Linked DNA regions of Homo sapiens: regions 2 and 3 are each linked to region 1. The links are chromatin loops, found by intact Hi-C in ENCODE. Cell type or tissue: heart right ventricle. All regions are shown on one strand.

Region 1 (5,000 bases):
GTCTCTCATAACAGTATATAAAGAGGGATTGTTGACTTCATTTTACAGAAGAGGAAAGACTTTGTCAGGGAAAGTGATTTGTCCAAGAACAAGAGCTGATATGAGGCTGAAGTCAGAGGACTGAAAACATTCAGATTTCTCAATTCTAACAAAGTGCTTCCTTCTTAAGTTTATTTTATTTCTAAATATATAAATTATACATTTTTAGACTATATAAATAATAGGTTACATAAATGATGTATTTATGCAATCCATTTCCACTGTAAAAATTTGTTATATATATTAATACATACAAGAAAATACCCCTTGACTCCAACTCAATGCTACCCCCCTCCCCAGAAGTAAATGCTTTTTTCACTTGGCTTATGTAATTCAAATGTAATTTTCTATGCATTTACATATGTATAAATGTACATGTATAACATATGGCTTTTTTTCTTATATGTAAATAAAATGATGTTGGTATATAATAATCTGCTACTTGCGTTTTCAACAGTGTACTCTAAACATCATTTCACATTAACACATATAGTTTTTTTTAGCTGCTGCGTATCCATTTCTTGCTATAGACATTGTATGGATTGCAGTGTTCTTTTGCATTCTACCTGCCTCCCATGTGTAAATGGGACATCTCCCGCATCAGAAAATCAGCCTCTGTTTTTCTGGGACTGTGCTAAACATAGCTGGAGTGGTTTCAATTTAAGTGGCAGCAGTAAGTTGACTTGGCAGGTTCCCTATTAGGGCAGGCCCACCCTTATATGGGCCTCCTCTCATTATGAAGGACCAAGAAACTGCCCAAGTTGCACAGGCTTTGGACTCATCCTGCAGGATGTCATCCTTTGACAGCATCCTGCTCCCATCAATTCCTAGATGTGTGCTTTTGAGCAAGTTATGTAACCTTCTAAAACCGAGTTTTCTCACCAGTAAAGTAGGAACATATTGATCATACATTTAAAGTGTTATTGCAGGAGGTATGGAAAGCACTTAGTAATGATCACTTTTAAAAATGCTAGCTTTCATACTGTCATGATTTCCTCTTTCTCAACAGCCTCACCAGTTCTGTTTCCTACTATCCTGGAATATGGTATGAGGAACAGGTTATGGAAAGATGAGTCCAAAAAAACCCCACACAGCACCCGCCCCCCGCCCCCCCCGCCACAAAAAACAAACAAAACCAAACTTGGCTGGGCGCGGTGGCTCACGCTTGTAATCCCATCACTTTGGGAAGCCGAGCGGGTGGATCACCTGAGGTCAGGAGTCTAAGACCAGACTGGTCAACATGGCAAAACCCCGTCTCTACTAACAATACAAAAATTAGCCTGGCATGGTGGCGGGTGCCTATAATCCCAACTACTTGAGAGGCTGAGGCAGGAGAATCGCTTGAACCAGGAGGCAGAGGTTGCAGTAAGCTGAGATCGTGCCACTGCACTCCAGCCTGGGCAACACCCAAACTTCTTTTGATAATAAAAGAAATTATACTGGAAGCAATACTACCTCCACTGGCATCACACTGTCCAGTTTACTGGCGGCTCCTATTGGAAACTAACCACTGCCCTATGGGGTGGGTGGTTATATTATTAGTTGTTACCATTTGACAGAAAAGAAAACTGAGGCTGAAGGGTAGGGGTTCCAACCATCTCCAGCTCTCCCATCAGTTGTTTGAGGAAGTCAAAAACTGAACTCAGGTCTTCAGATTCTACATATGAAGTCCCTGTAAGAATTGTGGTACTAGCTATTATTTAGGGAGACTGTTAGACCTACACACCTGGCAATGAGACACAATTCTCTCACTGATATTAAGTTATATATCATCCATGCAGTATTTTTAAGGCCTTTAAAAAATGTGCCAGGCACTGCACTGCACCAACAGCTGGTGATATAATTAAATGAATGAATAGGATATCTCAGTTCTCTATGGCAGGTGTGGCCAAACCGTGGCCTGGAGGCCAAATCTGGTCTATGAGCCTTCAGGATGGTGTTTTACTTTAGTAAATGGCTGTGGAAAAAGTTTTATTTTGTGACGTGAAAATTACATGAAATTGAAATTTGTGTCCATAAAGTTTTATTGCAACACAGCCATGCCCATTCGTTTATATCGTCTATGACTTTCACAATAGTTGTGCAGTTGCCACAGAGAATGTGGCCCATTGAGCCTAAAATATTTACCATTTGGACCTATATAGTTTGCTGACCCTTGCTGTAGAGCAATCACTCTCCAGCCCTTCGTATTATATATATATTCAGAGTGACTATCGTAGTTGGCATCTTCCAGATTTTTTTTCAGCTATTCCAGTCTTAGCAACTTTTGAATGATTTTAGCGCTGCCAGCTGTACTTCCACTGATCTAACAGTTTAGGTTAGGTTAGACAAAGACATGACTAAGCCAAAAATTACAAAGCAGCGGCCTCTTGTGGCTAATGTAAGCATTACTTAGATAATTTGGTTAACAGGTTACAGTGAAAACCTAGAGTTAGATTGTCTTCGCTCAGGGTTGGGAATCCCAGATTACTTTGAAATATCTAGGATATTCTGTATTTCCTGCCTCTTACCACACTTGTAATCTGTATAGTGAAACACACTTGTCTAATTATAAGTTAGCTGAGTTAAAAATAATGTAATAAGGAGACAATAGAATGAAGTACCCAATTGAATCACTCTTCCTAATGTAATGAGAATTTTTAGAGCCTGGGAAAAAAAGAGAACGTTAAGGAAAGACACTGATTAACGCGGAATATTTTGTGTTAGAAAAACTTGCTGGCATCCTTGTATTTCTGTCACGAAAAACAGAGGCAGCCTAGTGGGAATCAGAAATTGGGATTATTGTCCTACCTAGCCTAAAAACAGGTCCTAATTATGAGTGAGCAATTTTCCCCCTTGGGCTTCAATTAAGCCCTTGTAAATGAAGGGGCTGAACAAATCTCAAAGAAACTTTACACCTTTGACCATAATTTCATGTCTAGAGAAAATTTATAAAAATGTTCCACAGGCCTTCAGTTTAAGTAATTTGCTGAGGTCACTTGGCTGGCAAGTGACAAAGCCATGACTCTGCAGGTGTTAAAGCTTTTGCTGACGACCCTTGACACTGTAATACTATGTATATCACTGCCTTATCAGGGCAATTAATTCCTCACCTTGAAAGGGGAGAAAGGCCATCTCCTGATGACAAGAAGTTTGGAAAATTCTGCTGTTCCCAGTATTGCCTTAAAGAGCTCTGCCTGTAATCCTAGTACTTTGGGAGGCTGAGGCAGGCAGATCACCTGAGATCAGGAGTTCCAGACCAGCCTGGCCAACATGGTGAAACCCTGCCTTTACTAAAAAATACCAAAAATTAGCTAGGCATAGTGGCGGGTGCCTATAATCCCAGCTACTCCGGAGGCTGAGACAGGAGCATCACTCGAACCTGGGAGGCAGAGGTTGCAGTGAGCCGAGATCATGCCATTGCACTCCAGCCTGGGCAACAAGAGTGAAACTCCATCTCAAAAAAAAAACCAAACCAAAAAAAACAAACAAAAAAAGTTATGTGAGTTGAACATCTTGTAGCTAAAAACTTTCAGAGATCAGAAATTGGATTACACTGGAATCTTACCTTAGATACAACTCTATATATACACTGCTTTTCTGTGCAGTATTTGCTACTCTTCTTTAAAAAGAGGGATTCAGGTCCAAGGCAAGAGAAAAGTTTTTAATAAACTTTTATTTTATATTCAAGATAAAGCATATACACAATTCAATGTGGAAATAAATTACTAGAAATACTCTGGAAACTTTTCCATTTCCCTCTCAAACTCACTTTTTTTTAAGCTCATAAGTCTTTTTACTTGATTTTAAGAAACATGGCAACTATAATACTAAGAAAGAACTACAGCTTTGTACAGAAACATAGAGCCTTGTCTTGACTATAAGGTTTAGTTGGTGTTTTAATAACAACAAAAAAGCACAAAAGACACAAACACTCTTCAACAGGTTTACTCAAACAGCTTCGCTCAAGAAGAAAAAGGCACAGATTTAAAGGGATGACAATAATCATTAAGAATGAAGTAAATGGAGACTCAGTCAAAAAATGATACTTCATGAATTAAGTCAAGAAAAACAAAAGTCTTTCAAATTATCTGTCTTCCTTAAAATGAATTTTTAAATTAAATTGTATAAACATATGATATAAAGTTGGTACTTTAGGAAGCGTCTTTGTATATTTTTTATGTACAAATCTTTGTATACAATTTCGATGTTCCTTATATATTCCCTATATAGCAAACCGAGCCAGGACCTCCCAACTGCATGCCTCAAGTCCCTGTGGAGCACTCTGGCAGCTGGATGGCCCTACTTGCTTTCTGACAAAATAGCTGGAAAGGAGGAGGGACCAATTAAATGTAGTCATCTTCAACTGGCTCTCCATTGACATCACAATAGTGGATAAAAATTGCCACTACTCGCTGAAATACACCCTTCTTCATCTGACGCATCTCTGAAATTTCCTCTCCTATTGTTTCCATACAGATGTCTGCAGACAGCTGTCCTTTCCTTCTAGGAGCATAGATAGTGCCTTTGAAATTAGAAATAAAAGGAGAGATACATATGATAATCAGAATCATTTGGAAAATCACTGATAAGCTGGTCCATAGGACAGTCCCATATACTGCACTATAATGTAACTGATGCATGAATAGGTCAAGGAATGGGTCACCACCAGTTTGTTCTTATGTTTGATGCCTAAGACAGAATACATGCTTAAAGTCTCAAGGTAAAAATACTGCACCAAAGGCAAGTCAGACACATGCACATGTAGTTCATAAAATCCATTTCCTTATAAAGTATTTTTAAAAAACCTTTGGTTAACAATAAATATTCAAGTATGCTACCACTTAGAGAAACTACATTCAAAAATTTCTCCCCTAATTTCTACACCTAAATTATAAGTTTCCACACAATAAGCAGCTCATAACTAGCAGGAGAATAATACAATTGGAACAATTTTGAAACAATATAGTTGAAGTTATTTA
Region 2 (5,000 bases), 260 kb after region 1:
CACAAAGAAAACTACTAGAAAAGATAAACAAATTTAGTAGAGTGGCAGCATACAAAATCAACATATAAAAATTAGTATTTATAAACGAATAATGAACTATCCAAAAAAATTTTTTAATCCCATCCACAATAGCAACCAAAAAAGAAAACACTTAGGTGTAAATTTAATCAAGGAGGTGAAAGATTTATATACAAAAAAACTATAAAACAGTGACGAAACAAATTGAAGAAAAAATAGAGAAATATCTGTGTTCATGGATTGGAAGAATTAATATTGTGAAAATGTTTATACAACCCAGAATGATCTAAACATTCAATATAAAAATTCCAGTCTTTTTATATAGAAACAGAGAAAACAACTCTTAAACTCGTATGGAGCCACAAAAGACCGTGAAAAGCCAAAGTATACTGAGCAAAAAGAATGAAGCTGGAGGCATCATACTACCTGACTTCAAGATATATTATAAAGCTATTTTATGCCAGCACCATGCTATAAAGACAGCATGGAACTGGCATAAAAACAGATACATCAACCAATGGAACAGAATAGACAGATCAAAAATAAACCCACACATTTTTATCTAATTGATTTTTGAAATAAAATTTAAAAACATACAATGGAGAAAGGAAAAGGAGAGTCTCTTCAATAAATGGTGCTGGGAAAATGGAATATTTGCCTGATGAAAAATAAAATTGGTTTCTTATCTCATACTATATATAAAAATGAACTCAAAATGAATTAAAGATTTATATGTAAGTCTTGAAACCGTAAAACTAGAAGGAAACAGGGGAAGAGCTTTATAACATTGGTATGAGCAATGATTTTTTTTATCTGAACTCTAAACAAAGGCAACAAAAGCAAAAGTATTAATACAAACGAGATTGCATCAAATCTGAAAATTTCTGCACAGCCAAGGAAAAAATAGAGTAAAGAGACAACCCACAGAGTGGGGAAAAAAAATATTCACAAACCATGCATCTAACAAAGGTTTAGTATTCCAAAATACATAAGGAATTCAAGCAACTAAATAGCAAGAAAACAAATAATCTAATTAAAAATTGGCAAAGGACCTGAACAGACATTTCTCAAAAGAAGGCATACAAATTGCAAACATGTTTATTTTTAAATGCTCTACATCACTAATAATTAGGGAAATGCAAATTAAAACCAGAATAAGATATGACTTCACACCTGTTAGAATGGCTATTATAACAATGAAAGATAAGAAGTGCTGGCAAGGAAGTGAAGAAAACAGAACCTTTGTACACTCTTATTGGGAATGTAAATTAGTACAGTCATTATGGAAAACAGGATGGAGGTTCCTCAAAAAACTAAAAATGGAACTACTATATGATCCAGCAATCCCACTCTGGGTATATACCCAAAGGAATTCAAGTCAACACGTGGAAGAGGTATCTGCATGCTGTATTCATTACAGCATTGTCTGCAATAGAAAAAATATGTAAACAATCTATATGTCCATCAACAAATGAATGGATGAAGAAAATGTGATATATTTCCAAGTGTGATATACAATGGAATACTATTCATCTTTTAAAAAGAAAGAAACTCTGTCATTTGCAGCAATATGTACAGAATTGGAGAACATTATGTAAAGTGAAATAAGCCAGGCAAAGAAAAAAACTGTACCTAAATACAGTTAGCATAGAAGAAATGTACCTAAACACAGTTATGGCATATATGCCAAGCCCACAGCTAACATCATACTTAATGGTGAAAAGCTGAAAGCTTCTCCTCTGAGATATGGAATAGGACAGAGATGCCCACTTTCACCACATACTCACACTTAAATGCAGAATGTTAAAAGAGATCAAGTTCATAGAAGTAGAAGTAGAGAATGGTATGCTGGTTACCAGAAGCTAGAAGTGGGGGTGGGGAGGAAGGAATGAGGAGGTGTTTATCAAATTGTACGAAGTTTCAGTTACACAAAATAATAGGCTTATAAAATCTACTGCACAGAAGGATGACTATAGTTAATAAAAACATGTTGCCTATTTAAAAATAGCTAAGAAAGTAAATTTGCAATGTCACACCACAAAAAATAAGTGAAGTGATGGATATGTGAATTAGATGGATTTAATCATTCCACTTTGTATACATATAACAAAACATCACATTACACCCCGTAAGTGTACACAATTATGATTTGTTGAAAATAATAATAAAAATAAATCAATGAATTTTATATTAAAGAAAATTAACTGTGGCTTAGATTTGTCATGTTGTTTTCATTGTTATTTTAAATAACAATGACTTTCTGGAAGCCTACATAGGGCCCATATCTAACTCATTCCAAATTTTTGCTTGGAAAATACATGGAAAACAGTTTACACAAGTCTGTCTCTCTGAATTAACTTTCTCAGGGTAAAAATAAGCTAATCAGAAAGAAAAAAACTCCATAGGATTAGAAGAGTAATATTTAGTCCATTCGTTAGTTACAAATATTCCATTAGTTAGAAACATTTCCCAATACTCTCATCCAATGTGACACCTGAATAAACGTCAAGGCTGAGTATGTTAGGAGCTTTCATCTTCCTGGGGAGAAGGATATTACCATGTTAGATGATAAGAAATCTGCAGCTCATAGAGATCTAGCAATTTCCCCAAAATCATATTGTTATATGACAAGTTGGCCAAAAGTATTGTCAAAGTTGTTGGTCTAAAGAGCAATGCTTTACTGCCACCTTATGGGCAAATAGGGTTTGCTACAAGTCCTACAAGAGTTCATTATAGTTCAACTTGGGCTTCGAGAGTGTCTTTCACAGATGAAATAAAGTGTCTTGTATGTCATACTAAGATGTTTGTTTCTATTATAATTAACCAAGGATAGTGATTTTTAACAGATAATATTTAAATGGAAAATTATGGTCAGAAGAATAGAATGGAACCTGAGATAACAGTTAAGATGAATAGTAAAATAACATTAAAACAAGATGACTTGAATTAAATAAATGTTCATGAGTTTGATCAATATGTAAGCTGATATAAGGAATATATATTTATAGTATATTAAAATTGAGTTTGAGTGAAAAAGGGCTTAGAGAGAGTGATAGCATTAATTTTCATTACATCAAAACATGTGTAAAGCAAATTTAGAAAAGCATAGGATCCATATTAGATAGATTGACTTTCAAGATTCCACAAGAGCCAGTGAAATTAAGATGTCCAGTGTCTGCTTCACAAAGAAGATATTTATGAGGCCAACAAACATGAAAAATGCTCATAAGCACTGATCATTAGAGAAATGCAATTCTAAACCACAAGGAAACACCATCTCATGCCAGTCAGAATGGTGATTATTAAAAAGTCAAGAAACAATAGATGCTGGTGAAGCAGTGGAGAAATAGAAACTCTTACAATGTTGGTGGGAATGTAAATTAGTTCAACCATTGTGAAAGATGGTATGGTGATTCCTCAAGGATCTAGAACCAGAAATACCCTTTGACCCAGCAATCCCATTACTGGGTATACACCCAAAGGACTATAAATCATTCTACTATAAAGACACATGCACATGTATGTTTACTGCAGCACTATTTACAATAGCAAAGTCATGGAACGAACCCAAATGCCCATCAGTGATAGACTGGATAAAGAAAATGTGGTACATATACCATGGAATACTATGCAGCCATAAAAATGAATTCGATCATGCCATTTGAAGGGAAGTGGATGAAGCTGGAAGCCATCATCTTCAGCAAACTAACACAGAAACAGAAAGTCAAGCACCGTATGTTCTCACTCATAAGTGGGAGTTGAACAATGAGAACATATGGACATGGGGAGAGGAACAACACACACTGGGGTGGTTGTGGGATGAGAGGCAAGGGGAGGGAGAGCATTAGGACAAACACCTAATGCATGCAGGTCTTAAAATCTAGATGATGGGTTGATAGGTGCAGCAAACCACCATGACACATGTATGCCTATGTAACAAACCTGCACATTCTGCATGTGTATCCCAGAACTTAAAGTAAAACAAATAAAATAAAATAAAAATAAAATAGTCAAATTCATGGAAGCAGAGAATAAAATAATAGTTTCCAGGGACTGGGGGGAGGGAGAAATGGGGAGTTGTTGTTCATGGTTTTAAAATTTTGATTATGTAAGAATAAGTTCTGAAGATCTACTATACAACATAGTGCCCATAGTTAACAATACGGTGTTGTGCACTTCAAAATTTATTGAGGGTAGATCTCATTAATTTTTCTTACAACAACAACAACAACAGCAGCATTAACAAAAACAAAGAGTCACAGGAAAATTTTTAGAGGTGACAGATATGTCTACTGCCTTGATTGTGACGATGGTTTCAAGGTTGTATGCGCATGTCCAAAGTCATTAAATGGAATATATATGTGTATATATATATGTGTGTGTGTGTGTGTGTGTATATATATATATATATGTGTATATATAAAGATGTCCAGTGTCTGATGCTAAGAATATGGGCACAGTCTCATGATGTGGGTAAGTGAGTTATACGTATATAGGCAACAGAGTAATACAGATGTGAGTGGGTTTGTCATGCAGAGGAAGCAGGGTGGGTGGAAGATGGCAATAGCTAAAACCTGGGGCTAATCAATTACCAAAGCATAAAATATACAGGGAATCAGAGGGAGGAATTTGAAATCACCTGCCAAAGGCAGAGGGAGAGAGAGAGAGAAAGAATGAGAACACAGGCAGTGACTATCAGAGCTGGGACCGCAAAAGGGGGAAGTTCCTTTCATGTTAGCAGTCATAAGAGACCTGTGAAAATTATCCTTAGGGGTTGCACTGGAAGGAGGCCATCTTGCATTTAGATGCATGCTGATCTCCTTTACATCTTTGGGAATGCCTACTATCAAATGACAGAAAAAAAATTATTTTTACTGATCTTTTTACTGTTACCCATTGACAGTTTAAGTCAGTGCTTTCTTATCTACTAAAAAGATTTGTAGTATTATAGAGCACAAATCTTGTCCATTGGAATTCTTACA
Region 3 (5,000 bases), 670 kb before region 1:
TCAATAAACCATAACTTAGGATAAATGAGAAGAAGAGTGCACCTTGTCACATCATAGTCAAAGTGTTGAAATCTAAAGGTAAAGAGAAAATATTGAAAAAGCCAGAGAAAAAGACACATTACATTAAATAGAATATCAATTCCAAAGATCTCTGACTTCTCATCAGAAATCATGGAGGCCAGAAGAGTGTGAAACAGCACTCTAATTAAAATGGACAGTCTATCAGAATTTATTTTTAAAAAGTAAGATTCAATTATATACTATTCAGAAGTTATAATTTAAGTATAAAGAGAGGTTAAAAGCAAATGGATTGAAAAAGATATATCATGTAAACTGCAGAGCACAAGAAGTTTAAAGTGGCTATATTAATACCCCAAAAGACATATAATCATGAAGGCGTGTGCTGAATAATAGACGTTCAAAATATACAAGAAGATGTGAGGGCAAGCTGGCTGCAACATCCGTCACCCCATTGATCTTCAGGGTTGATTTGGCTGATCTGGCTGGCTAGGTGGGTGTCCTCTTCCTCCCTCACCACTCCACATGCATCCCTCCCGGAGCTGTGTGCTTGGTAGTAGAGGATGACCATCCCCAATAGAGAAGGACCAGTCTTGGGTCAAGGGTATACCAGTAGCTGTGCTGATAGGACCTCCAAACAAGCTCTCAAAATATACAAAGAAGCAATTGAGAAAATTAAAGGAAGAAATAGAAATTCCACAATCAGAGGCTGTCATCTAAATGGCCTGTGAGGCCAGGACAGCAATAATGATAAAAGCTCCCGAGGTGGGGCTGGTGGGCAGCCAAGGTGAGAACATTGCTCTGAACCACCCCATCATGTTACCGCAGGGGGAAATGAGGACCCCAGGGGTGAAGAGGCTGAACCCAAGGCCTTCCCTCTGGAACCTCAGAATCCTGACATCAAATCCAGTGAGCTTTGGTTAAATGCCCTGGTGATTTTAAATCCTGACATTAAATCCGATGAGTTCTGGTGAGAGGTTCCAGTGCAAGAGAGAGAGAACAAAGATAATGGAAAACAGGAAGGAGGAAGAACCATGGAGGATGCCTCCATTTACAGAGTGAAGGAAGAGAGAATGCAGAGAGGAGACAGAGGAGCCACAGAGAGGAAGAAATAAGCCACGGGGGAGATGGGGGCTGACACTGCTGCTGTCCTCAGAGAGGCACAGCAGGGCCAACTGAGGAAAGACCTTCAGGGCCAGCCATTAGGAGGTCATCCAGAAGCACAGTAGCTAAATGGCTTACAGAGTTCTGGAGTAAGGCTGCCCAAAAAGCATTCGTGACCATGTGAGTGCAGCTGGTGCTTCCACTGGCTTACCAGCTCTGTGACTTTGGACACATACATTTATCTCTCCATGCCTCAGTTTTCTCATCTGTAAAATGCGTAGAATGTTAGCACTTGTCATGAGTTTAAATGAGTTAATAATACACACAAAGCCCTCAGAATGGTGCCTGGCACAGTGTGTGTGTGTATGATTCACAGGCACTTGTTCTTATTGTTGTTTGTGCCATTGCATTGTTGTGGGTGGTGATCTTGAGAGGCAGTTTTAACAGGATATTGGAGACAGCTGTCATTTTCATAACTTATATTTGGACTTCTGGACCTCACGCTAATTTACCTCAAATGACAGTAAGTCAGCACTACTGAATTAATTCATTCATCACATTTCACTTGCTTAGTTTTAAGGGGTCCTCTCACACTGAAGAACAGCGTCCTCTGTGCTGTGTGAGGTGGACTACAACATTCTCCTGTGCCTGGTCAGCTGTGGGACCCAATGCACCAGAGATTGCACAATTGGTACAGAAGGGGGAAATGAGCCAGAAAACAGGGACGGGTGGCACAAGGAGAAGAGGGGAACTGGCTCCTTGCATATCCCCCAAAGCACTATCCAGATATCGGAGCTCCTTGAATCACAGCAACCGAAGGCTGGATTTTGAGCTCAGAGGAATGACCCAGCTCCACACAAGCAAGCAGCCAAGGAGCTGAAGTCTCTGCACTCTGCCTTCTGTCTGGCCACTGGGTGTCACTCTTCATCTATGTTCCTTTGGTGTCAGGGTTCTGAGAAGAAATTCAGCCTTTGCTGTTCTCTCCCTGTGCTGATATTTACCCCTAGAAGCTTCTACTGGCCAGACAGGCAGTATATTGAGAGTGAAATCGCATCAGGAAGCTGACTTCTGATCCACACATGGGAAACCAGCCTGCTTGTCATGAAAGTAAGGAGATTCCAGCCTCAGTAACTAATTCTACAGCAATAGCAGTTGAAAACAAGTCTTAGAAGCATTGAGCAGACATTCTAATGAAGTAGATATGTTACTGAGCTTGGCCAAGGTGGCTATGGGAATCTTACATCTGTGAAGGTGACAGGACTTGCTTTTTCATATTGACATTTAAGAATATTTTGTATCCAAATGTGTTTGTGTGTCTCTGTGTATGTGCGTGTGAGTGTGTGTACTTATTTAAAGGAAATAGCAGGTTTCAGATACAGTTGAGGTCTCCTTTATAGCCCTCCTTAATCACATTCCCCTTCCTTCCACCCTAGAGGCATTCTCTCTTCTGATGTAAGTGGTCTTTCTCCTGTCCATATTCTGATGCTCTTATTAAATCTGTACATGTTCATAAATATTTAACAGTATGGCTTTGTACATTTAAAAGTTTATACAAATTGTTGCCCAATACCATTTACTTGTGCTGTCTGTATAATTCCATTTTCTTTTTGTTTCTAATTTTATTAGAATTTTGCTGTCAGTTTAATAGTCATTTCTTTGCAGTTTAGTCTGTGTTTTTTCTCCCTTTTTAAAAAAAGTTGTGATAAGAACACTTACTATGAAGTCTACCTTTTAACATGCTTATTCTATCTCTTTCATTCATAGTTTTTTAATTTCTCATTCTTGCAGTGCTGGTTCACTGATCAGTTGCATCTGTTGTTTTTTTTCTCTTGGTGTTCAATTTCCTTATTTGATTTGTATCTGTTTTAACTATGAACTACTTTGAACTATAGTCATGCATTGCTTAACTCTGGATTCATTCTTGAGAAACGAGTCATTAGATGATTTTCTTGTTGTGTGAACATCATAGAGTGTACTTTCGCAAACCTAGGTGGTATAGCCTACTGCATACCTAGAGTATAATATTGCCTAATGCTCCTAAGCTACAATCCTATACAACATGTTACTTTCCTGAATACTGTAGGCAATTGTAACACAATGGTATTTATTTGTCTAAACATAGAAAAGGTACAGCAAAAATACAGTATAAAAGATAAAAAATGGTACATTTGTATAGAGCATTTACCATGAATAGATATTGCAGGAATGGAAGTTGCTCTGGGTGAGTTAGTGAATATGAAGGCTTAGAACATTACTGTATACTACTGCAGAAAAAATTAGCCGGGCATGGTGGTGGACGCCTGCAATTTCAGCTACTCGGGAGGCTGAGGCAGGAGAATTGCTTGAACCCAGAAGGCGGAGGTTGCAGTGAGCTGAGATCAACACTGTACAGTTAGGCTACACTAAATTTATATAAAAAAAATTCTTCCTTCAATAATTAATTAACTTTAGCTTACTATAGCTTCTTAACTTTATAATCTTTAATTTTTTAAAACTTCTTGATTCTTTTGTAATAACACCTAGCTGAATGCACAAACACATTGTAAGCAGTACAAAACTTTTTTTTTATTTATATCCTTATGGATATGGTTTGGCTCCGTGTCCCCTCCCAAATCTTGTGTTCAATTGTAATCCTCAGTGTTGGGGGAGGCATCTGCTGGGAGGTGATTAGATCATGGGGGTGGATTTCCTCTTACTGTTCTCATGATAGTGAGTGAGTTCTCACAAGATCTGATGGTTTAAAAGTCTGTGGCACTTCTCCCTGTTGCTCTTTCTCTCTCCTGTCACCTTGTGAAGAAGGTGCTTTCTTACACTTTGCCTTCTGCCATGATTGTAAGTTTCCTGAGGACTCCCAGTCATGCTTCGTGTTAAGCGTGTGGAACTGTGAGTCAATTAAACTTCTTTTCTTCATAAATCATCCAGTCTCAGGTAGTTCTTTATAGCAGTGTGGAAATGGACTAATACACTTATTCTGTAAGACTTTTTTTCTATTTTTAAAATTATTTACTTTTTTTTAACTTTTGAAACTTTTTTGTTAAAAAATGAAGATACAAACACACACATTAGCCTAGGCCTACACAGGGTCAGGATCATCAAGATGTCACTAGGTGATAGGAATTTTTCAGCTCCATTTGTAATCTTATGGGATCACTGTCATATATGTGGCCTGTCATTGACCAAAATGTCATTATGCAGTGCATGACTGTATTCTTCAGCGTTTTAAGAAAATGGGCTTCATGTGAACCCCGCACTATGAAAATATCCTTAAGGAGTTGTTTTTGCCATTGTTTCTGTTGTATTCTTAGAGAATCAACATCCAGAAACCAGTTTTTGTCACTAACTCCTCTGAATGGGGTTCCTGCACAATGCATGGTACTTTCTCAAGGTGCAGGCCTGGGTGTTTGACTTTTCCTTGTAAGGCCTCTAACAGATGCAAAGCTTCTTCAGGGTCTTCTCCTGTCAAAGGAAGTTTTCCAATTCCTTTTTGATGGAACATCAACCCTTCCAGCCTGCAGGCTTTCTGTAGGGAGCAAATTTCCCACTCCCTGGCTTCACATGGGCTCAAGGTCATTGTTAACAGGTGGGGGCAACAGAAGGCTAGCCCCCAGCTCTGTGGACCAGTGTAGGCTGAGAAACTCCAGGATCTCCATGGCATCTATTTTCACCTCCTGATCGGGCTCTGATCACCGATTTCTGCTTTTGTTTCTGGCTCCCGGGTCTGTCTGTTCTGTTTCTTTCTTTCTTTCTTTCTTTCTTTCTTTCTTTCTTTCTTTCTTTCTTTCTTTCTTTCTTTCTTTCTTTCTTTCTTTCTTTCTTTCTCTTTCTTTCTCTTTCTCTCTCTCTCTTTTTCTCTTTCTTTCTGTCTCTCTCTCTTTCCT

The links. A loop is a pair of places that touch in the nucleus more often than their neighbours do. Peaks named below come from ENCODE experiments on the same cell type or tissue, not always from the same donor. Only the 100,000 strongest peaks of a DNase experiment are listed, where the experiment ranks them.
Region 2: it touches region 1 in a loop (6-fold over the local background); 32 of 110 quality-filtered maps call a loop at or near these places.
Region 3: it touches region 1 in a loop (3-fold over the local background); 28 of 110 quality-filtered maps call a loop at or near these places.

What each region holds. Positions count from the first base shown.
Region 1 is chr5:148,441,512-148,446,511 of GRCh38, reverse strand. It overlaps FBXO38 (F-box protein 38), which reads right to left. Exons shown (of 22, transcript NM_205836.3): 22 at 3,676-4,543. The coding sequence ends at 4,365. Among named protein-coding and RNA genes, the nearest start is that of FBXO38, 60 kb to the right of the region's middle. In heart right ventricle, a CTCF peak has its summit at 2,410 (motif pointing left); no DNase peak of the experiment used is centred here; H3K27ac peaks cover 410 bases.
Region 2 is chr5:148,177,133-148,182,132 of GRCh38, reverse strand. No RefSeq gene overlaps it. Among named protein-coding and RNA genes, the nearest start is that of SPINK14, 11 kb to the right of the region's middle. In heart right ventricle, a CTCF peak has its summit at 2,710 (motif pointing left); no DNase peak of the experiment used is centred here.
Region 3 is chr5:149,111,914-149,116,913 of GRCh38, reverse strand. It overlaps the pseudogene RN7SKP145. Among named protein-coding and RNA genes, the nearest start is that of ABLIM3, 27 kb to the left of the region's middle. In heart right ventricle, CTCF peaks have their summits at 1,827 and 2,033 (motif pointing right); a DNase peak (open chromatin) is centred at 2,023; H3K27ac peaks cover 662 bases.